2 separate regions of the Homo sapiens genome follow, and region 2 is linked to region 1. The links are chromatin contacts, found by Hi-C or POLR2A ChIA-PET in ENCODE. All regions are on one chromosome and are shown on one strand. The core of a region is the stretch at or near the end of the contact, and the rest is flanking DNA. Distances in the headings are between cores, read along the strand shown.

Region 1 (2,719 bases), core at 57-2,556:
TATTCTCTCTTGAGCTTAGAAATCTCTGTCAAATGAGATTCTTGTCAACTCTGCCCACTATGAGGATCAAATGGGAAAACTGCCTTAGAATGCCACAGAAGCTGTATTGGACACACCTAGGGGACTGTTACTGGTATGCTGGGCGGCCAAGCCAGCAGACTCAAACAGCTCTGCAAATCAGCCAGAGTGGGGAGTGAGCTTCCTCTGCCTATAAGCACAGAACCCCCACCGAGATTTTTTAGATGCCATCCTTGTGATCCTAGGGCTTCCGGCCTCCACCAAAACGCTCCATGCATCCTTCCAACCCCCGCACAGTCCTCAGTTTACATAGAGAAAAACCAGCACACTAAAGGAAGTGACGTGTCTTTAAACATACAAACAGGAAGCCGAGAACAGAATTAAGGAGGGAATCCAGGCTCCTTATACCAGCCCTGGTTCCTCCCAGAGGCTCATCCCATCTCACTGGGCAATCATTCTACACACCACAACCACCGGTTACACTGTCCCTCCCCGCTGTCAGGGCCTCTGACACCAGTTGTGGCAATCACTTATAGTACAGAGGAGAAACCAAAGTCCAGAGGGAGAGATCACACAGTTGGTGCGCAGCAAAGTCTGGGCTTTTCGATATGGCAGCCTCCCTGCAGACAGGCTGACCTTGGCCGCAAGGGCTCTCGGGCTGTCTTTTTTGAGCTGCACCTGTGTCGGGCTGGCGCTCGGGTGGCACCCAAGGTTAAATACGACAGCAACTTCTGTGCAGCGGGCACTTAACTGTGCCAGGCTCTGAACTGGGCATTTTACCGATTTTACCGATTCCTCCCATCCATCCTCCAAGTGGGCGCTCTCCATATCCCTGTTTCTCGGAAGGGAAACAGGCTCAGAGAAAGGGATTTGCTGCGGTCTGGGGACCGGGGTGGGGGAGTGCCCTGCCTGGGCTTTGAGTGCCTTGACTTTCCTCCTGTACCCCGACCCATGGACTGCTCCGTAGTCCCTGCCCAGGTCCGGCCCGTAGACCTCTTGGGGACGCGCACGTGAGGCCTGTGCCGGCCCGCGCGCACGCGCCGGGTCACGTGACGAGCCGGGGACCCGGGACCTCAGGGCGCCGAAACAGTTAGGGGTCGCAGCCTCCCCTCTCCCAGCGGCTGCCTACCCTTCGCACCGCCTCGCGCTACTCACTCCGGGCGGGGGCTCCCGGGACCGAGAGAAGAAGATGGGGAAGAGGAAGGGAGGGCGGCGGCGGCGGAGACGCCACAAGCCAACCGCAGCTCCGCCAGACCACGACCAGACGCGACAGCTCGCGGCGCGCGCTGCCTTTGTCCGCCAACGTCACTTCCGGGCGTTTAGGGGCGGGCCCATGGCTGGCTCCACCCCCTCGCTCAGCTCGCCCCTCCCCCGCGCGGGCTCCGGATTTAACTTAACTTCTTTTGAAAAATAATTTAAATTTTTTTTTTTTTTTTTTTGAGATAGAATCTTGCTCTGTCAAGCAGGCTGGAGTGCAGTGGCGCGATCTCGGCTCACCGCAACCTCTGCCTCCCAGGTTCCAGCGATTCTCCTGCGTCAGCCTCCAGAGTACCTGGGACTACAGGCGTGAGCTACCACACCCAGCTAATTTTTGTATTTTTAGTAGAGACGGGTTTTCACCATGTTGGCCAGGCTGGTCTCGAACTCCTGACTTCAAGTGATCCGCCCGCCTCTGCCTTCCGAAGTGTTGGGATTATAGGCGTGAGCCACCGCACCTGGCCTAATTTGACTTCTTTAAAAAAAAAAAATTAGAGACGGGGTCTCACCCTGTTGCTCAGGCTGATCTTGAACTCCTGGCCTCAAGCGAGGCTTCCACCTCGGCCTTCCAGACTGCTGGGATTACATGCGTGAGCCACCGCGCCCAACACAGGTTACAGCTCAAAACTTGACTAAATTGACTTTTGGGAATCTAGAAGGACCTCCCGAACGGAAAAGAGCCGCAGCGTCGCCCTCTCCCCGTCCCCAGCACGTACAACAGTTCGTTTGGAGGCTGCAGGCTGGACTTCTAAAAACGAGTGTGTTGTGCGGGCTTTGAGTAAAAAGGGAAAAAAAAGCCATTGGTCCTCAAATCCACCCATCTCCATTAGCATCTTAAAATAATACCGACCCCCCAAAATAAATAAAATAAAAAGAAATACTCTCGGCAGTGCCATGGGATTCCCACTGAAATGAGCAAAACAAGCCCATGACGTTTCCATTCCAAAAGCGTGGCCCTTCCCTAGGCTCCTCCCATGCAAAGAAATTCTGGAGCTATCTCCGAGGCAGCGGTGATGGAAACGGGAGCTTGCAGGTGGGTAGAGCCTGTTAACATTTCCGAGCTTCAGTCTCCTGTCAGAAGAGGAAGTTGAGCAACGTAATAATTACTCAACTTCTGATGCTCTGAGAGGGTTAAACTTGTGGGACATTGCACGTCAGACCTTCAGCTCAGCACCTGCAGTGGGTTCTCAGGAAATGGAAGCTGTTATAATGACAATATCCATCTTAAGTTCATTTTTCCTATACTATTAATAATATCCTTGTGTTGGCAGGGCACGGTGGTGCACGACTCTAATCCCAGCATTTTGGGAGGCCAAGGCAGGCGGATCACCTGAGGTCAGGAATTTGAGACCAGCCTGGCCAACATGGCAAAACCCCGTCTCTACTAAAAATACAAAATTAGCCAGGGATGGTGGTGCATGCCTGTAGTCCCAGCTACTCTGAG
Region 2 (2,719 bases), core at 76-2,575, 240 kb before region 1:
CACCCTCACCCCGGTCACTGCTCGAGTCACAGGACAAGAACTCATCTTCTGATGGGCTCCGGTCACCCTCCCGTTTCTCATCCGTGTCACTCGAATCTGAGTCCCGAGCCTCCGTCAGCGCCACCGTGGCCACCACCGGCTCCTTGAGCTCCTCGTGCAGCTGGTCCATCAGGCAGCGAAGGAACTCTTGGGTGTCCTAGAACCAGGGGCTGCATCAACAGGGCTCCCCTGGAGGCAGGAGGAACCAGTCTCCAGCGCCCTGTGGCTGATGAGAGCGCCAGCCTCCATCTAGGAGGACCTCATGGGCGCCCCCTGCAGAAGAGTTGCTCACCCCCACAGCGGCCTCCCATGGCAGTCTGTCCTAACCCCATTCTTCTGAGGATAACAGTGAGGACTGGAGAGGCTAAAGGACACCTACCAGGACACACAGCTAGAAAGTGTCAGAGCCAGGTATGCACCTGGGTCCATGCAACTCCCCGGCTCCGGCTCTGAATCTCCTGCCTCTGCTGCAAGCTCAGCACGGGAGGGACAGAGAGGCAGTACCACATTAAGCCCGAGCCACCTTTCTCCCTACAGATGAGACCAGTGGAGGTGGGCAGGGGGGTGGCGGAAGGATGAGGGAGTGTGATGCCAAAAGAGGACTCACCCGAGTCCTGCCCCAAGCCACGCTACCCACAGGCCAGACTGCCTGCATGCTCTACCCTTCCTCTGGCTCCCCCTGCTCCCTCAGTCCCTGTGCCAGCCCCCACATACCCTCACTGCCTGCTCTCACCTTCCCACAGACCTGGTCATGACTCAGTCTAAGCTGCCCCTGCAGGCTGCCTGGGTCTCAAATCCCAGCAATGACCATTTTATCCTGACCACTCTGTGACTGGGCCACCAGCACAGCAGGAAGCCAAGGCAGCAGGGGCTCGGGCAGAGGCGCCCAGTGAGCCCCACTGAGATCTGTGTGCTCACACAGGGGGTGCACTGGGAGGTCAGAACGTGGTGGTGGCAGCAGACCCCAGCAGCTAGCGGGTGCTCGGGTGGTGCTGGGCATTGGAGAAGGACTTGGGTTCCGAGCCCAAATCAGCCCCAGCAGTCCCTGACCTGGTTGTTAGAAGCAGCCCTCAGCCCAGGCTCTGATCCCCAGGAGGCAGGGGTCACGTAGCAGCCAGAGCCAGCCTCATGTCACACATCTGGGAAGAGGATCCCGGCTCTCTCCACTCATGTGCAGGGAAGGGAGGGCTCAGGAGGGACTCCCCAAGGCAAAGTGTCAGGCTCCAAGATCAGAGGAATGAACCACGAGGTTACATTGCATCAGGGAGGGGACACGTGTCCTGTGGCAGGCACGATCAAAGGCCCTTTCAAGAAGAGGCTTTCAATCTGCCATCTACTTCTCTTTCTGGTTCTTCCTTTCAACAAAAGTACTATGTGTTCCTTGCCAAAATCTCAATCCATGCAGAAGCACAAAAGAGTCTTTTGGCCCTTAAGAGGCGCCCGCAGCTGCGTCTACAGTTCAGCCTCAGAAGTGTCCCCACACGATATCCTAAAACCACAGAAAGGGATGCTTCTGCCGGAGCCCAGATGGAGTCCTGCCGCAGCGCATGGCCCTCCGTAACGGCATCCTGACCCAGAGCTGAAAGCCGGCAGGGCGCCTTGCACACAGTCAGGGTGGTGCTGTGCTGAGGGATGGGCTCAGGTAGGCCTGAATGCCATCTCTGCCAGGATGTGCTGTGTGACCTGGGTGAGGGGTAGAACCTCTCTGAGCCTCAGCTCTTTACCTGTAACGTGTGGGTGACAACAGTGCCCACTTTGTGAGACTTCTATGAGGACTAAGTTGTGACCACTTAAATGGTGCTCAGTGAATTTTAGTCATTGTGCATGTTATCACTCCCCAAAAAGAGAGGTGTCCAGGCAGTGCTGAGCTTCTCAAGCAGGAGCCAAAGGCCCAGCAGACTTCATCCTGGGACGGGACAGCAGGCAGGGGGTAGAGGGCGGAAGTTGTCCCCACATGACTGCCACTCCGTCCATGGTGCTCATTTCAGGCAGCACAAGAGGTGACCCAGCCAGGTCCAGCTCTGCCTGCAGGCCTGGCATGAAAGCCCAGGCTGTGGGCCATCTGGGGCAGGAGGCTGGAGGGCAGGAGCCATCAGCCCGGGGCTGAGGTGTACGCGTGGCTGCACTCTGTCTTGGTCTCATTATTTTATAAAATAGAAAAATGTGATTGGTTTCAAAAGGGTTCTCTAGATTTAAAAAAAATTTTTAATCAAACTTTTTACTTTAATAAAAGTGAAATTTTGCCTGTGGTTTGGGGAAATGAAACCCTGTGTCATTTTGGGTGCAACGCGGAGGCCCTGCAGCAAGGTTGCCTGGGTTCAAATCTCCCCTCCGCCGGGTGCAGTGGCTCATGCCTATAATCACAGCACTTTCGGAGCCTGAGGTGGGACGACTGCTTGAGCCCGGGAGGTCGAGGGTGCAGTAAGCCATGACTGCACCACTGCACTCCAGCCTGGGTGACAGAGTGAGACCCTGTACCCACCCTCCCCCACAAAAAAAAGAATTCCCCTCCACCATTTACTAGCTGTGTGGCCTGTGCAAGTGGCTCGGCCCCTGAACCTCAGTCTGTCCATCTGTGAAGTGGGGTTAAATGTCAGCAGGTTGCTGGGAGGCTCCACTGTCCTCACACGTGTGAAGGGCTTAGGAGTGAGAGCCTGGTCCGTGAGACCTGCCAACCAGT

What was found. A loop is a pair of places that touch in the nucleus more often than their neighbours do. ChIA-PET counts read pairs that join two places held with the same protein, here RNA polymerase II (POLR2A). Pooled maps may share reads with other maps.
Region 2: a map of naive thymus-derived CD4-positive, alpha-beta T cell shows a loop between it and region 1 (6-fold over the local background). The contact joins the enhancer-like site here to the promoter of NTMT1 in region 1. A Hi-C loop is called at or near these places in 2 of 168 maps with a recorded cell type or tissue (both naive thymus-derived CD4-positive, alpha-beta T cell) and 3 of 50 pooled maps. POLR2A ChIA-PET finds 5 or more read pairs at or near these places in 4 of 52 experiments (AG04449, H1, HEK293 and 1 more).

What each region holds. Positions count from the first base shown.
Region 1 is chr9:129,624,750-129,627,468 of GRCh38, reverse strand. NTMT1 (N-terminal Xaa-Pro-Lys N-methyltransferase 1) reads right to left here and starts at 1,306. Exons shown (of 4, transcript NM_014064.4): 1 at 1,174-1,306. RefSeq lists a silencer at 942-1,181 and an enhancer at 795-1,333.
Region 2 is chr9:129,865,482-129,868,200 of GRCh38, reverse strand. USP20 (ubiquitin specific peptidase 20) reads right to left here. Exons shown (of 26, transcript NM_001110303.4): 11 at 1-196. Among named protein-coding and RNA genes, the nearest start is that of MIR6855, 2.8 kb to the left of the region's middle. Within about 2 kb of position 1,325, at least 3 of the 41 ENCODE cell types and tissues checked have a DNase peak (open chromatin) inside an H3K27ac peak, as active enhancers do.